2 separate regions of the Homo sapiens genome follow, and region 1 is linked to region 2. Evidence: chromatin loops called from intact Hi-C (ENCODE). Cell type or tissue: heart left ventricle. All regions are shown on one strand. Each heading gives the region's core, and the rest is flanking DNA. Links, peaks and the distances in the headings are about the cores only.

What was found. A loop is a pair of places that touch in the nucleus more often than their neighbours do. Peaks named below come from ENCODE experiments on the same cell type or tissue, not always from the same donor. Only the 100,000 strongest peaks of a DNase experiment are listed, where the experiment ranks them.
Region 1: a loop joins it to region 2, with 7 times the contacts of the local background. A loop is called at or near these places in 4 of 110 quality-filtered maps.

Annotation. Positions count from the first base shown.
Region 1 is chr2:60,105,304-60,114,222 of GRCh38, forward strand. No RefSeq gene overlaps it. Among named protein-coding and RNA genes, the nearest start is that of MIR4432, 280 kb to the right of the region's middle. In heart left ventricle, for the core only: a CTCF peak has its summit at 4,665; a DNase peak (open chromatin) is centred at 1,728.
Region 2 is chr2:59,898,270-59,907,188 of GRCh38, forward strand. No RefSeq gene overlaps it. Among named protein-coding and RNA genes, the nearest start is that of MIR4432, 480 kb to the right of the region's middle. In heart left ventricle, for the core only: no CTCF peak of the experiment used is centred there; no DNase peak of the experiment used is centred there; H3K27ac peaks cover 1,180 bases.

The sequences.
Region 1 (8,919 bases), core at 1,540-6,539, 210 kb after region 2:
GAGAAGGAATGAAGAAGACACCAGTGATGCAGTGATGAGACATCGTGACCTAACAAAAACAATCCAGATGAACAAGGAGGAATTCTGGGCTTTCCCTACTTAGCTGTGTGGTAACTGGCAAGCCACTCATCTTGCCATTTGAGGTCCCAGCAGGCATCAGCTGCTTACTCAAAGAGTTTAATAGAGAAGAATGCAGGAAAGAACTTTTTATAGATATGTGGGGAGAATTCAGGGAACCAGTAAGAAATGGCAAAGGGGCTAGCATCCACACTAAGTCTTTAACAGCTGTAGATCTGAATGGGGCAAGATGATTCAAAAAGGTTGCTGAAAAATAGTGGAAGGTGTAGGTGTGGAAAAGCAGCCACCAATAGCAATGTGGCCATCTATGGGAACACAGGTACTGCCACCACCAGACAGGTGGTAATAAAACCTCAACCTCTGCCTCCTAGTGCCGTCTAATCTCACATAAAATCTACAAGGGATGAAGGGGTCCCTTGAGGTCAGCCTACAAGAGCAGAGAGCCAGGCAAAGCAGCAAGGGGAAATGGATCTGGAAGAGCAAACCAATGAATAGCCCCATCTTTTTGCCTCACTTTCTATTTTTTCACACAGCAATAATTATGCAACCCTACCTACTCCATAGGGTTCTCTTAAAGATTGTGTGTAATCATAGCTGTGAATGCGCTTTGTTAAAGTTTCCAGCCTGGCACAGATGCTGCGTTGGAGAAGACCTGCTCCCTCTGCTCTCTGTGGAGTCCTCCACCCACGCCCACGCCCAGGCTACCCCACCCCCAACCAGAGCCCGAATGATGTGAACAGAGCAGAACAGGGCTCTGCAGGTGGCAGGGAGGGGGGAGCTGCACACGCAAGGAAATAATAGAGACTGGATTGTTTATGCTTGTGAGAAAGGGCGCATGAATATGGATAAAACCCTGTGCACATTTTGCTAATTACCCAGCATCAGTGTTAAAGGAGAAAAGAGCCCACTGCAGATTTTCAAGCCAATTCCATCCCTTCAAGCCCACCCCCACCTTTGCACACACGCAAACACACACGTGCACACACACACACACATCACTGCTGCCACCACCACCACTGCCACCACCACCATTTTCTCTCCTCTCATATAAATAACTGACAATGTTCCCCTGAATATAAACCACATGGACCCACTAAAGCTACATGCAAATTGACAGAAGATTCCAATCCTGCATCATGCCAGAGAGCTCAAGGAAGAAAGTCCTATCCTGCGGTCTCAGTTGGCAGGAGCCTCTGTCCTACAATTTCCTGACCCGGTCAAAGCAACCTTATAACCTCACGGGCAAAGACATGAGATGAATCAAGAGGGTTAAAGCAGTGGAGAGACAAAGAATCACACAGAAGTGGAGGCCATTTCTACAGAGAGCCGAAATCATGGAACAAAAGAAAAAAAATCCTCAGTCTTTGGTTCCAGTCTAAATTGAGGCCTCTTTCCTTTTGCTGCCCACCAGAACTTGATTGATCAAACTCTGGCAAGATGTTTGGAGTTGTGCAAACCCAGCTCTGAGCAAAGTTAAGATGGGAGTTCTATCCTTTGTTTCCTGGAAGCTCCTGGACTCCTCCAGACATCCCCCAGGTAATTGTCAGCTGATTCATCTAAACATCAGCAGAGATTGGGGCAGTTGGGAAAAGTGCTCAGGGGAAGGGCCTATTCAGGATACAGATGGAGGGAGGAGCTCAAGCCAGCTGGCTTTGGTCCTGACGTCCATCACCAAAGGCTGCCAGGGAACACACTGCACCTTCATCTCAAGATCATTGAAGCTAAGAGGTGGTCAGTGATCACCTGTCCTGAGCTACATGCTTTAGGGCAGTCACAAAGATACAGTCTTTTTATATTAACCCCTATATTTGTTCTCTGCAAAAAAATAAAAATAAAAAGGCAGTCAGATGCACTAGAAAGGCACCGTCCTGGGAATCTGGAAACCAAGGTTCTTATACTGGCTTCATCCCATGTAGCTGTGTGACTATGACTAAGCCATTTAGCTCTTCTGGGCCTCAGTCCTACAGTTCTCTTCATCTGTTAGATTTTAAAAGCTTGGCCTAAAGGACTCTCACTGTTCTAAACTTCAAAAACTCTATAAATAACAATGCCAGTAGCTAACACAGATTAAGTTTCTCCTATGTGCCAGATATTATTTTACATACCTTCACTCAATATTTCTCAACAACTGAATGAGTTATGTTATCTTCATTTAATAGATAAGAAAACCAAGTCCCAGAGAAGTGAAATCATTTTCCTGAGTTGGTAAGTGAAGTGGTAGGGTGAGAATTTGAACCCTACAACAGCATATTGATTGTATAGCATTTCTATTAAAAGCACAGACATTTTTCCAATTTTTTTATAGTGGTAAAATCATATAACATAAAATTTACTATCTTAACCATTTGTATGTGTACAATTCAGTGACATAAATTACATTCATATTGTTGTACGACTATCACCACTATCGGTTAAACAATAACTCCCCGTTTTCCTTTTCCCCAGCCCCTAGCAACCACCACACTACTTTCTGTCTCTATAATTTTGACTACTCTAGCTACCTCTTAGAAGTAGAATCATATAGTATGTGTCTTTTTGTCACTGACTTATTTCACTTAGCATAATGTCCTAAAGGTTCACTTCTGTTGTAGTATTGATCAAAGTAACCTCCCTTTTTAAGGCTGAATAATATTTCATTGTATGCATAAACCACATTTTGCTTATATCCATTCATCTGTCCATGGACACTTGCATTGCTGCCACATTTGGCTATCATAAATAATGCTGCTATAAACACGGTTGTGCAAATATCTCTTAGAGACCCTGCTTTCAATTCTTTTGGATATATACTTGGAAGTGGAATTGCTGGATCATATGGTAAATCTATTTTTAATTTTTTGCGGAACCATACTATTCTCCACAGCATCTGTACCATTTTACATTCCCACCAATGGTGCACAAGTGTTCTCATTTCTTCACATCTTCATGAACACTTTTTGTTTTCTCTGTGTGTGTTTGATAGTCGCCATCCTAGTGAGTGAGTATAAGGTATCACATTGTGTTTTGATTTGCATTTCCCTAATGATTAGTGATGCTGAGCATCTTTTCATGTGTTTAATCAGCCATTCACACACCTTCTTTAGAGAAATATCTATTCAAGTCCTTTGCCCAGTTTTGAATTGGATTGTTTGGGTTTTTGATGTTGAGTTTTAGAAGTTGTCTGCATAGCGTGGTGTTAGTACCTATCAGATACATGATTTGCAAATATTTTCTCCTATTTTGTGGGTTTGCCACTTTACTGCATTGATAGTGGTTTTTTTCATACCAGAGCTGATATCTGATGATAGTGTCTTTGGATGCACAATGTTATATAATGAAGTTCAATTTGTCTATTTTTTCTTTTGTTGCCTGTGCCTCTGGTGTCATATCCAATAAGTTACTGCAAAATTCACTGTCATGGGGATTTTGCTCTATGTCTTCTGCTAAGGGTTCTGTAGTTTTAGGTCTTACATTTGGGTCATGGATCGATTTTGAGTTAATGATTGTGTATGGTGTTAGATAAGAGTCCAACTTTATTCTTTCGCATGTAGATATCCAGTTTTCTCTGCACCGTTTGTTGAAAAGACTGTCTTTTCCCCCACTGAAGGTCTTGATGCTTGTCAAAATCATTTGATCACATATATATATAAGGGTTTATTTATGGACCCCATACTCTATTCCTTTTGTTTATCTGGCTGTCTTTATGCCAGTACCACACTGTTTTGATTAGCTTTATGGAAAGTTTTGAAATCCAGAAGTGTGAATCCTCTAGCTTTTTTCTTTTTCGGGATTATTTTGACTATTTGGGGTCCCTTAAAATTCTATGTGGATTATGAATTTTAGAATGAGTTTTTCTATTTCTGCAAAAAAAAACATTGGAATTTTTAAAGGGATTGCATTAAATCTGTAGATCACTTTGAGTAGTATTGACATCTTAACAATATTAAGTCTTCCAATCCATAAATGTAGGGTGTCTTTCCATTTATTTATGTCTTCTTTAATTTGAAAAGTGTGGGCTGTTCATCAATATGCTTTTCTATCTAGACTCAAGATTCCTTAGTCTAGTGTTTCTTCTACTACACTAAATAGCTCCGTGTCACTTTTCTGGAGGTATTCATTCATCTCCAGCTCAGTCTCAGAAAAAATCAAGAAAGGGCATTGCACCATGATCCAAAACTTCTGAACAAGTTCTGGTGGTTATTCCATCTTTAGTGGGCTGATATGGGCAAAATAGAACTTCTAGGTGAAAGCTGGTCTCCAGCTCTGGCATACACATTCTACACAGTTAATACTCAGTAAATGTTGCACATACATTGTACCCTGCAGATACTCAACAAATGCTTAGCACAATACCTAGCATACATTAAGTACTTGATAGAATCCTGGTACAGAGATTAGGAAACATGGCAAAGACTATCAGTTGGAATGGATGAGAAAGTTATTAAATGACATCAAAAATAAGATTAGATAATAAAGTGTACGAAGGCATTGTATTATTAACACTGGTAACTTCAAGCCATAGGATAACTCCTCCACCCCTGTTCCACCACTGACCCTATCCAGAGCCACCCATCTAAACCCACACTGCCTCCATGTGCCAAAAGAGAAAATTATCCCCTAAAACCAAAGCCTCCCTGGGCCCAGACATACTGCCATATTTCTGCCTTGGACTTTATATCTAACTTTTCAGCAGGGGAGGCTAGAGCTGATTGGATTATAGGAATACAAATGGATTAATTTGGGGTGGATTAGATACATCACAAAACATAAGTTTGACTTGCATTAACATAAAAATGTCATAAAAATGTAGATGCTGAGGCAGAGCTTATTTGTGATGCTGCTAATGCATTGTTACTCCAGCAAAAGATGTACACAATATTTACGCTGTATCTGACCACATAAAACATGCCATATACATATGCAATTTTTCATTATGTCGAGGGAAAAGAGCCAGAGGGCCCTTTAGAATTCCAATTCTTGGGCTTCTGATTTTTCATTCTTTTTTAAATTTTTTTCTTTATTTTCAAGAAACAAATACAGTTTTACCATCATTACTGTATTTTGAACAGTTAATATTTCATATCGTGACATCTCTACTCAGAGGTAACAGGTTTAGTTGATTACTATTTGTTTATAGAGCTGGAGAAACCTGCAATCACAGGGAACATAGAAGGATTGCAATTAGATCCATTGGCTGAGAGCTGCACCTCGCTGACCCACGGTTAAGTGGTTAGCGCTATCAGAGAGAAAATGCCTACTGGCAGCTGGCACATCTGCACATAATAATACGGGCAAAACTGACACGGCCACTAAAGGCTGCTGCTCTCCTCTTTACCCACAAGCTGAAAACAGATCATGCTTTTTAATAGTGCATCAACACATTTCTTCTGAATTAGCATAATCGTGTGAGTTATGGGAGGAAACGGGTACATCCTGGCTAAGCTGCTGTGAATTCTTCAATGTATTCAAATAACTTTTTATTTGAATATGGGGGGATATTCAAATTATGAGGTCCCCTCCCATAAACCTGATTCTATACCTAGCTCATATTTTATTAAAAAGAGAAAGGAGAGGGAGACAGCAATAGGAGAAAGAGAGTTAATCTAAGTGTTTTTAACAAAACAAGTAATGCCCCATATGTAGCCAATGTGGATACACATCACCTGAGGTAGAGGAAGGGGAGTGGTTAGCATAAATGCACAAACAGGATTCTATCAGAATTGCAATGCCAGTGGCAATGTTGGTGATAACTGATTTTAAATAAGACCTCATTGTGTGCCTGGTACTGCATGAAGACTTTACAGGAGCTATCAACTCTCTGGCCAACACTTTTATAGCCAAGTATCCCAGCTCATCTCTCTCCACCCATCATTTTTGTAGTTTCCAAGATGAACAGGATTGGGCAACTCAGCTGAAGATGCTCTAGCAGGTTTGGAAGGATGACCTCTAGACAGCAGGCCAAGAACATTTCCATGCTGCTCTGAAACAAGAAAGGGTGTCCAGGGTACTGGTGGCCTCTTACCCCCCACCGGGGGCACACAGAAGCCATAGGTGGTCTCTGGAATGTTATCAAACCAGCTGCCTTCTGAGTCTGGCCCTCTTGTGTCCCAAGAATATCACTATCCTATTGTAAAGGTAAGAGTTAAACTTTAATCCTTTGGAATGGTGATTCTAGTCCTTCGGTCTCCACCACATGGAGTGTCAATTGTGACTGGGCCCAACTGGCCAAAGCATCATATTTATTCACTCATAGGGATTCATTTAGCCATTCATTCTTTTATTTAAGATTTTGCACTGTAAGTCTTTAACAAAAAGAGAAGATTGTTGAAAAAACTGAAAACAAGAAATAAAAGAAGAGCCACAACAAAAAAAGGTTTTGCGATAGACTAAGATGCTGACAAAACAGACTTTAAACAGTACTTTGAAAATTATTCGTTGTGCATTCCAGATTCTGGGAAAATAATTAACAATGAAATAAATACATACTCAGCACCAGGGAAAATTCATACAAAATTTTTGAGGCTCCTTATAAGTTAAATTCACTTATATTACCAGTATGCTAGGAATCCCAGTTTGCACACAGGTAGAAATATCCTACAACAGGAAAGCTAGATTCCAAGGAAAATAAGTTATTTTCCAAGAAATTTTCAAGTTATTTTTCATGCTGGAGCAAACTGGTACCTAGACTTCCCAGAAGAGCCCAATAACAACCCAGCAAGACATCCACAAGAGCATCCGCTAGTAGGTAGCTGAGCTGGGACTAGAATCATAGTTTGCCATACATATAAGTATGCATTCTTGACATGTGTTAGGTGTAATAGACATAAAAATTGAAGGCATATGGTCACTGCCTTCAATTTTTATAAAGTATAATTCTGTACAAAAATACTTAAATCATTAAATAAGACAAGATTTGAAAACAACTTCACTTTCAGACCTCTTCAAATCCACAACCTCAGTCATAAAGCAAATCTTAGCAAATTTCAAAGAATTTCAATGGTCACAGCCTCTAAGCACAATGCAATTAAACTAATTTTAAAAAAAAAAAACAAAAATGGAAAACTCTTATATAGCCCTGACATATAACCAATTGAAAGTCTGGAATGACAATAAAAAGATGATGAAGTAGAGACAGTATGTAAAAATAAGAATGATAATGGAAACAAAAACTTACCAACACTAATAAATCAGATTCAAAATGTAGAATACATCCTGAGCTCAAAAAAATAAAAAGAAATACACACCTAGATACATGATTGTGATAATATTGTATACCAAAGACAAGAAGTAGATTTTAAAAGCAGCCAGAGGAAGCAATAACATTATTTCAGAGGAATGACAACTAGACTAACAGCTGAGCACCCGGCAGTAGCAATAGCATCCTGAAGCAGTGGGGTAAGTATCTTCAAATTGTTGATGAAAATATCTGTCATGTTTATCTAGAATTGAATGCCCTGTTAAGATATCTTTCTAATGTCAGGAAAGAATTTTCAAACAAACACAAGCCAAGAATTGCTACCAATGAATGTCTACCAAAGGAGATCCTACAAGATATGTTTCAAGCTAAAGAAAAATAATCTTAGATTATTAGATTAAAGGTTTGTGATGCAAGAAGGAATGTTTTCTGATGGCAATGTAACATGTCAATTTGACTAGGATAAACTACATTTTTCAAATTCTGTAGAATTCCCTTTCTTGTATGTTCCCAGGTAGGGTGGGTAACAAAGAAAGTTTCAGGAAATTTTGGAGGACAGCACAGTCCCCTTGTAATTGAAGCACACTGTTGCTGATCTGCTGACTCACTTCATTGGTGTGAAGCAGCTTGGGACCTGCAACTGCCCTACTTTCCCTTGGATTCTCCTTCAGCTTCTCTGAATGGTGGACCAGACGTGTATGTTTAGCTTCATGACAAAGGGCATCATGTTCTGCAGAACACTCATGCTGCCAAGGTCAGAGGCACCAAGAACTGATACGAGTTTCAGTCCAACTTCACAAGTTTCCAGCTTGTACTTGTGGGGCCGAGCTTGCTCTTCATCTCCCTCACTTTGCATTCATCTTTCCTTTCTGACCACTTGGGGACTTCAAGCTCCAACAACAAACACGAAGACAACAGGCTTACAGAGCCTACCTAATAAGGTCCTACAATTGATTAAAGCCAATTCCCTATGACAAATCCCTTATATAACATATATGTGTACAATATATATGATTATACATTGCCTGGTGAAAATCACATATCATGCTGACTTTGAATTTGTGGGTATTAAGTTAAAGTGTATAATATAACTATATGTCCTATTCACATTATTTCCTTCTTTCTGTTTCCTTTGGAATCATTCTAATATTAGTATACATTGTTAAGTTGGATGCTTAAATCATTCATTTTATTACGAATGTTTAAAACTAAATATTACAAATGTTAACAACTAAATATTACAAATGTTTACAACTAAATATTTTAAACACTAAATATTTAATGATGCTTTAGCATCATTCCATAGAGTAGTAAATATGTGGATAAATCTAAACAAATATTATTTAAAATGTAACAATAATAATTATGTCTTCTACAGTTTTAACAATCAGATGGGACTTAAACACATGACAAAAATAACATATTAGTTGGGAAAGTATTATAACAATACTTAAGTGTTAAAACTTAAGACGTAAGTTTATATATTATTCAGAAAGAGGATAAGGATTTTGATTAATTTTAGACTTTAGTAAATCAACTATTTGTGTTAAAATTTCTAATTAGAATGGGAATAGAGTTTACAATTGTTAAAGTACAAAGAGAACAAGAAAGAAAAAAGAATCAGCCCCAAAGTAGACCACAGAGGAAAGAAAGAAACAGACAGGTAG
Region 2 (8,919 bases), core at 1,698-6,697:
TCTTATTCTCTACATGTAAATCTTCCAAACAGTTTCTCTCTTTTGGCAAATCATTATTTCACATTTATTAAGACAAAGTATGGTTGAAGGGCTCTGTTGCTGGCTTATAACTACAGCCCATCTACAGGTGTCATATTTTATGCACTGAAAAGAGAGTATTGTTCTGCCACTCTCTATGCAGGAACTATGAATGCCTGGAAACAAATGACTTTTGACTGCTGATCAGAACCACACTTTAATCAGTTACTGGTCTGTGATCAATAATTAATCATGCTATTCTGTCTAGGTAATAAATAATGGGGAAAATAGCAATGAATATATAGTTGGCCAGATTCTCCCTCGGGCGAAACAGGAAAGGGCCAGCATGAAAGTCTGCCTGGATAACCTTGTAGATTCTCAATGTGCAGCTTTAGTTGAAATTCTGGGAGGGTTAGGGCTGTTAGTAGGGAAAGGGGATTGTTATTTTCTACCCCTCCTCCTAGGCCCCTCAGGGCTAATAATTCCTACTTGGATCAAATGTCTCTGTGCTAAGACAACTGAAAAGGGGGTCAGGAAGAGCGGTGATGCTATGGGATAGACACAAGACAGTTCCACCATCGAAGGACTTCCTTGGAGGTAGAGGCAATCAGGTGGCAACAGAAGTACAGTCACACCTTGCTTGATGCTGTCATGATTATAGGTCAGAAATTGTGTGTAAGCTGCAACTTTATACAGGTACTTTGAATCCTATGGCAGTGCCCAGGGACTTTTCCATTTAAAAGTTTTATGATGGAATATTTTATAAAGAGTACAGTTGCCTTAGTTTTTGTTGCTGTCTAACAAATTACCACAGATTAAGTGCCTTAAAATAGTATACATTAATTATTTTACAGTTTCTGCAGGTCAGGGGTCTGAGCACATTAGCTCGGTTCTCTACTTAGGGTTTCATGGAGCTGCAATCACGGGGTCAGTGAGGGTGTGAGATTGGGGTCCTCTTTTAAAGTTCACCTGGTCGTTGGCAGAATTCAGTTCCTTGTGGCTGTATGACTGAGAGTCCTGGCTTCTTACTGGCTGTTACCACATGCCCTTACCTTTTTAGCCAACTTTTAAGTAGCGGCATAGGGATGGAGAAAAGATGCATGGAGGGGAATTGCTATCACAGTTCATGTAGATAGTATTCTTCAGTGCTATTAGAGATTATTAAAGAACACTTAAAAGAATTGCTTGAGATTTCTCCCTGAGCAAAAAGTCTAGGTGATAGTTTACATTATGGGATGCCACCCTATCATCATGCTAGATTTATAGGTTCGAGGCTTTTCTCATGCTTTTATAAAAGTATGCTAATGTAGATGGAATCATCCTGCATTTAGATTGCAGCAATATTTTTGATATAAAAGTTATGGTGCTTTTAATGAGACTCTCTAAGTTGTCTTTTATTCTATCTGGGTTAGCATAAGAAAAGCGTCATTTGTACTGTGATATTAGCAAATTGCCCACACAATTTAAATAACCTGCTTTGAGTCAGGTGTTTTCTTTTTATTGAGTTGTTTCTCCTGAAGACTTCAGCCTTCCTACATTTTGAGAACATGCAGCCAACCACATGATTAGCCTTCCTAATAAAGCGTGGCACCTGCCAAGCCTGGGTCTGCCTCTCTTGGTCTAACAGGAGCCTCGCCAGAATAGCCCATACTGGCCTCTCAGGTGCAGCCAGGCCTGCAAATCACCAGTGACACCACTTGAAAGGACAGAAAGAGGCCTCAGACTCTAAAGGACAGAAAGCAGCCTCAGACTCATGGACAAAATGTGGTAAAGAAAATTCTTTAAGACTAATTTTTAGCTATATTGGAAGCAAGTGCATAAAGGAAAAGCAATTTCTTATGTACCTAATAATCATCTCTCTTCCTATCTACTCATCTATCAATATGTTTCCCATCTTCTTTGCTGTAACTCTAAAGGACTCATTCCCAGGTTTTGCAAATAGAAATCTGAACCCTCTTTAAATCTGCCATTTTGGGCCCCAGTTACCTTAGAACTGCACCTTTCACAAACAAGGCTTTTATCAGTTGTTCCCTTTCAATGTGATCATTGAATTAAGGTACAGTGGTCTAAGGGTAGGTTTCCCCAAACCTTGAGAGAAGTGTCTCATGATGGGATTACCCTATTCATATGTCATATTAGACATATGGTCTTTGAAAAGCCAGGGAAGCTGAAAGAGGTCTTAGAGCAGATGTTTGAAATCCATGAAAGCAGCTGAGTAAATGCAACTGCTAAAATGCTCAGCACCCCAACCTCTCCTGTGGGCAAGGGAGCTTCTGAATGGCTGGGAAGCCTCACCAAAATCTCTGAAAAACAAAGGCATTATTTACCTCTTATGAAAGGAACATGACCTTAGATAGGGCAGTATCAAGTCACTTTTACCTCTAAGAAAGGTGAAAAGTTAATAAGAAGCCCTGTTTCACCCCAAACGTTAAATGAGTAAGTATCTACCAGGTACCACCTTCAGCTGATGGGGGACTAGGTAGAAGAAGGCAGGCACACACATGTACACATGTGCTGCACACCACACAGAAGCACCAACATGAGAGAAAGAGACTTGGCTTAGTGGCCACCCTGACTGGCTGCCTTCGCTGAATTGGAGAGGACTTGCAGCCACTTCAGAAGAGGGTACACAGCCAACGCAAACCAAACACAATCTGCTTCTTTGTGAATTGCAAGCAATTCCCAACTGCCTGAGCTAATGGTACAGAGCAGTAGAGCAGATAACCCAATACGGTGGATAATCTCAAAATCATTTTCCATTTGGCTTGTGGAATGAATTAAATGATTTGTTTCAGCTTCAGCAGATTTACCTTCCTAATTATGTTTTTTGTTAGGCTAGAAACATTCAACATTGCAGGATGTTGCCAGGGATTTTTTAAAAGTGCAGCAGATAATGGCCATGTGAGAGATCAGCACAGGGGTCACTGGGGGTCACTGATATCTATTGAGTGCCAAGTATGTGTGAGTCACCGAAAGGGGCAGCAATGATGAAAGACATGTCTCCTGCTATCAGGGCTGTAATGTAGTAAACACCACCAGATCTAGAGTTATAAAAATATACCTTAAAAATATTTGGATATTGCTGGGCACAGTGGCTCATGCTTGTAATCCCAGCACTTTGGGAGGCCAGGACGGGTGGATCACCTGAGGTCAGGAGTTCGAGACCAGCCTGGCCAACATGGTGAAACCTGCTCTCTACTAAAAAAAAAAAAAAATCAGCTGGGTGAGGTGGAGCACACCTGTAGTCCCAGCTCCTCGAGAGGCTAAGGCAGGAGAATCACTTGAACCCAGGAGGCAGCAGTTGCAGTGAACCGAGATTGCACCACTGCACTCCAGCCTGGGTAATAGAGTGAGACTCTGTCTCAAAAAAAGAAAAAAAAAATGGTTATATAAATGGCATGTAGAACACATAAGTTTTCTTTACTTGAGATTTCTCTAGATGTTCTATCAATGTTTGTTGAATAAATGAATGGATGGATGAACAAGGTATATTTGGAAAGAAGCCAAATAAATAGTTCTGACAGTGAGCATTCCTGGAAGGCAAAGAAAAGGCAACTTGCTCTTCACAAGAGTGGTCAGGAAAGGTGTCCCCCTAAACCAGAGGCTCCTAGAAAGCAGGTTGCATGCTCCTCAGGGTTTTGCATAGGTGGAGAACATGTTAGATTCTCTGCCCACCCTGCCCTGCCTTCTTCCCTTGGGTTAATCCTCATTATCTTTTAGGTCTCAACTCAACACTGCCTCCTCAAGGAAATCTTTCCAACCCTGGACCATAGCAGTCCCTAGGAATATGCTTTCCTAATACCCTGTATTTCACTTTCTAAGCGTGTCCCCCAACCTGAAGTAAAAACTTATCTTAGCAATATTTGTGGAAAGTTTGCCTCCTCTGATACAATGTAAGCTGCATGGTGACAGGGACTATAGTCTCTTCTTAATATCACTGTATTTCCAACACTTAAAACAGCACTGGCATAATAAATACTTGTTATGGAACAATGTATCTAACTTAGCACTAAAGTCAGGAAAGAAGTATTTAATTGAGCTCTAAGAAATGGGTAGAAAATACTTAATTGGAGAAAAGAAAAGTAGGAATTCTAGGAAAGGGAGTCTGCCTTTACAGTCATGTAGAGATAAAAATAAATAGGAGGACCTAATGAGATCATTAGTAGCCTGCTTCATTAAATTCTAATAAGGGTTAGAAATTATTTTATAAAACAACAACAAAAATATTAGCTACCATTCATTGTTTCCTATAAGCTATTTTAATGGAATACCTCATCTACTCCCATTGCAAACCTGTGAAATGGCTATTACCCTTATTTTACAAGGAGGACACTGAGGCTTACAGAATTTAAGGTCACTTGGTAAATATATGGTGGAGCCACTATTTGAATCCAAGCATATTTATTGATATGACTCCAAGGCCCATGATTTTAGCCACTATGCAAACAAGGTACTGCATTTTAAAACTGTTTTTTATAAATGATAAAGTGCTTGGCAGCTATAATGTGTGCAGATACAGACACATACAGTCAAACACTCAAAATGACAGACTAGCTGGCTAGCTAGCTAACTAACTAGCTAGGTAACTAACTAAGGAATCCAATTTGTCTCAATAACTAAATACATCTCCATTGTATTTGGTTATGTAAACCTTGTACTGCATGAGTGGAGAAAACCCAAAGTACTTCATTATCTAAAAGACAGAAAATCTGGGTATCTTTGGGCCAAAATAAATGCCCAAATAAATAAGTGACAGTGGAAACAGCCATGCATTTTGTCTCCAACTAACTGGTTTAATGTTGCTGTTGTTTTTTGTTTGTTTTTTTCTTTTCTTTTCTTTTCTTTTCTGCCAAGGCTTAAAGCTACACAACAAATATTAAGATCAATGTGGCCCTTCTCAGTAAGTTCAAGGCTGATTGGTCCAACAAAAAGTGACTATTAGAATAGTATTGATGCAAATGTGAAAACCCCCGTATGGCAAGAAGTGTCAAGGTTTGGTGTGATTCGGTTTTTGTTTTTGTTGTTTTGGTGTAATGAAGTATCCACCTCTAGACTGTAAGCTGCAAGGAGAGAGAGTCCAGGTCTGCTTTTTCACATTTATATCCCTGGTGCCAACACAATACAAAGCACACAACCAGCTCACAATTATGGAATGAAAAACTGAATGTTTAAGATTCAGTTAATTTTAATTGTAAAAGGTTAAAAGGGCATTGAAAGCCCTGGACCCCATATTTATAGTCCTTGTAATTGCCTGTCCTAGAACTAAGAAATACAGGACATTTTAGAAGGCAGTGTCAACTACGTTTGGCTAAATTTGGATTATTTAAAAAAAATTTTAGTCACTGAGAAAGCATTTATCCCACACTGCAATAACAAATAAATATAACAAAAAATGAACTAAATATTTTTTTCCTTCGCAGTCACCTATCTTAGCACCCCACTGATACATCCCAAATGGCAGCTCCTAGACCATCGTTGACTCTCAACTAATATTTCCTATTATTGTTATTAATAGAAATCCATAAGTTTAAATTTTCTCTCAGGGGACCTCAGTGGACTTTCATTTTACAATAATGAGGATTTGAAAATGATTTATTTTAATACATCTCAAAAATACGCTGTTGAAAATAATAAAACTTCTATTTGTTGTAATGATAGCCATTACCTCTCACACAGGTATGCCAGGGCAGAACACAGATTTTTTTTGTGTTTAGCAGATCCTGGAGGTTTTCTAAGAGCTGAGTGCAAACCACAGAAAAACAAATAAGTCACCATCTCAGGAAGCATTCCTCAGATATTCTGGTTTTTCAGACAGGTGGAATTATTCCCTACTAATTTATACACCAATGAAACTGGCCGGTTGGCAAGCCCACAATTAATGTGAATGCCAAGTGGGAAGGCAGCTTTGTTTCATCTCAGAGAACACTTCGCTGAACAGCAGCCTCCCCAGATGAAAATACATGCAATGTCTCTCTCTTTAAACTTGCAGCGGACGCTGGCGTTTCTTCATCTCTATTCACTCTATCATTATGATGCATTATACAATGTAATGATGTAATACATCGGAAAGCCGAAACGTGCGTGCCTTGCCAAAAATAATAATAAGAAAACTATACAATTATTTTCTGCTATGAAAGCCACTATCACTATCATTTCATCCTTCCCCAGCCAAAATGAAAGCTTCCCTAATGGCTCAGAGTCTCTTTATGTTTGTGAATTGAACATGAATGAGAAAAGTAGGAAGTCACCTTGTCTGTACCGAGTCAGAACTTTTAAAAGATGTAAACAAATTTGTCACTGAGCATGGCAGGCTGGCTCTAGGATCTGCTCCAGCCATATTTCCGATGGTGTGATTCCTGGTGTGATTCTAAATGTTACCAAGCCTTTATTTGTTAATAACAAATTTCCTAAAAAGGGTCTGCCTTTTCATGTTTCATTAACATTAACCTACAATCACAAGCCACTGTTCTGGGCAGGAAGCACATTTCAGGGAAAAGTCACCGTCTGCTGGTAGTTGTATTCGTGGCTGATTAAATCAAAAAATCAAAGTAATAAAACCTCAGGAAAAAAGCCAACTAATTGCTACATTTCCCCTCCCCCTTACTGAACGCTATTTTGAGTTACAGGAGCAGAAAATTGTTTTAAGAATCAGATATTTTTAATGCATCATAAGAAAATATTCCCGAAAGATTGCAATATTGAGCAGAATTTTTTTTTTTCATCCAATTCCTCCTGGTTTTTCCCCTCCTTTCTTCCCCTCCCCAAGCGCCCTTCCTGCTCCCATGGATTTTCTGGATAGATTTCTATAGCATATCTAATGCTTTTCTTCATTATTACCAGGGATCAACCCCTTATAAATAGGACCAAACCAAAGGAAGGAAGCTACATCCTTGACCGTCCAGCTTGCTGGCAGGAGCTCTGTCAATTTGGATTGCAGCGATATTTCAAAATGATATTTTCAGCGCTGTTATTATAATCATAATTGGGAAGTGGTTGATTAGATGGAGGCCAGAGACAAATTTTAAGGGAACACAGGGAACTGAGCAGGGGCAGACTGCCGTCCACTGCATTCCGTCTCCAGTTTGGAGAAAACTGCCTTGACAGAGCTCACTCACAAAACCCAGCCACAGATCATAAAGCTCCTAAGTAGGCTGGCCACCCGCTTTATGCTGAAAATTTGTGGGATGCCATTTTTTTTTGCCTGGCAAAATTAGTAGGAATGCTTAACGTAATTAATTTTTATACTAAACACGTGTTGTTGTTTTTTTTTTTAATGTACAATTACCAAACCATCGCAACCACAGCACAGCACAATCAGATGTGCCTGAAAACACATAATTGACATAAAGGACGTGCAGGAAAATAACGTGAAAACATAAAATAAATGGTTATTGCTATTTAAAATCTGCATTTAAAGAGTGGAATTATTCATAATTATGCATTATTAGCTAATAATTGGGTGGAAGCATACAGGGCATATCTTGTTTATTATTGCTGTTGCTGCTATTGTTACTGTTATTATTATTTTCTGTGGAAAATTTTACCAACCTGAGATCGTTTTGAAGAATTCCCAGTGATTACTCAGTGCATACAGTCTGTAGACTGTTTTGCATTATTCACTCACCACCGAAACATAGTCACCTCTGGGGAAGGCCCTAGAAAATCCCAAACATCTCATAAAAACATACCAGCAGGTGTAAGGCATGTTTCTTCAGCCAAAAGAAAGCCAAAGAGGGAAGGAAAGTAAAGAAGGGTAGATGCTTCATGCAGGGAAAAAAAAAAAAAAAAAAAAAGCCTAGAGCAAAAAGCCAAAGTATACTCAGTTACACTGATTCAAGCATTATTCAGCACATCATGCCTTTCTTCATTCTCCCACTTCTTCTCTCCCCGCCAGAAACAAAAGATGGATAAGACACACATGGTGACTAGGTTTTTAGTGCCTATTGATGATCAATAGCTATGTATAATATAAATTGTGTTTGTGTCACAGAGGGTCAACAGACGGCAAGCTTTGCAGAATTCAGCACTTTCAGGCCTCAGGCTTCAACACTCCAGTATGGCAGCCTGATGCTACCCACCTAAGGTCTTTTACTTTGGGGAATGTGTCAAGTGTCCTGTGATCAGACTCCCAGGCGAGCAAGCCACGAAGGCTAAATTACAGTGCAGAAAACAGAAGTGATGTCCTCCAAGAGTTGGAACAACCAGTTGGAAGGTGGAAATTTTCCTGATACAACCAGTTTCTTGGTCGACGTGAGGTGGAATAACTTAAATGATAAATTTTTTGTGTCTTGCCCCACATTTTGGTGTCACATAGATTGTTAAAGGAGCAACATGTGGAAAAGAAAGTGACCAAAGTGGTTACGACAAGAAGAGATAGAGGGCAAAAAAGAATAATTTTGGCTAATTACTCACATCTAAATTTATGTTACACATTAAGAAAAACAGCTTGATAAATCAAATCCATTCACTCCATGTACTTATTAAATAAGTATTGATTGATTGACTACTATATATCCTATGCCATTCTAGGCCCTGGAGATTCAGTGACTAAAACAGACAGAAACTTCTGCCTTCAGAGAGTTGACATCATATGTGTGGTGGGCAGTTGGGGGTTGGAGGGAAAGGCAACAAGCAAATAGTTAAGATCTGTAGTAGGCCAAATGGGTATGTACTTTGAAGACAAATAAAGCCCAGAAAAGAAGACAGAAAGTATGTGCAGAGTGGAAGGTTATGCAACCTTAAGTAAGATGGTCAGTGAAGACATCTCCCAGAGGGCAATATCTGAGTAAAGACTATTGCGATTAAAACTCAGTCGACTATTTGAATGAGCTTTTCTTTTCTTCTTTTTGAACAGAGATGATCAGACTGATCTAACAATCTGTTGAAAACATAACCTTAGTA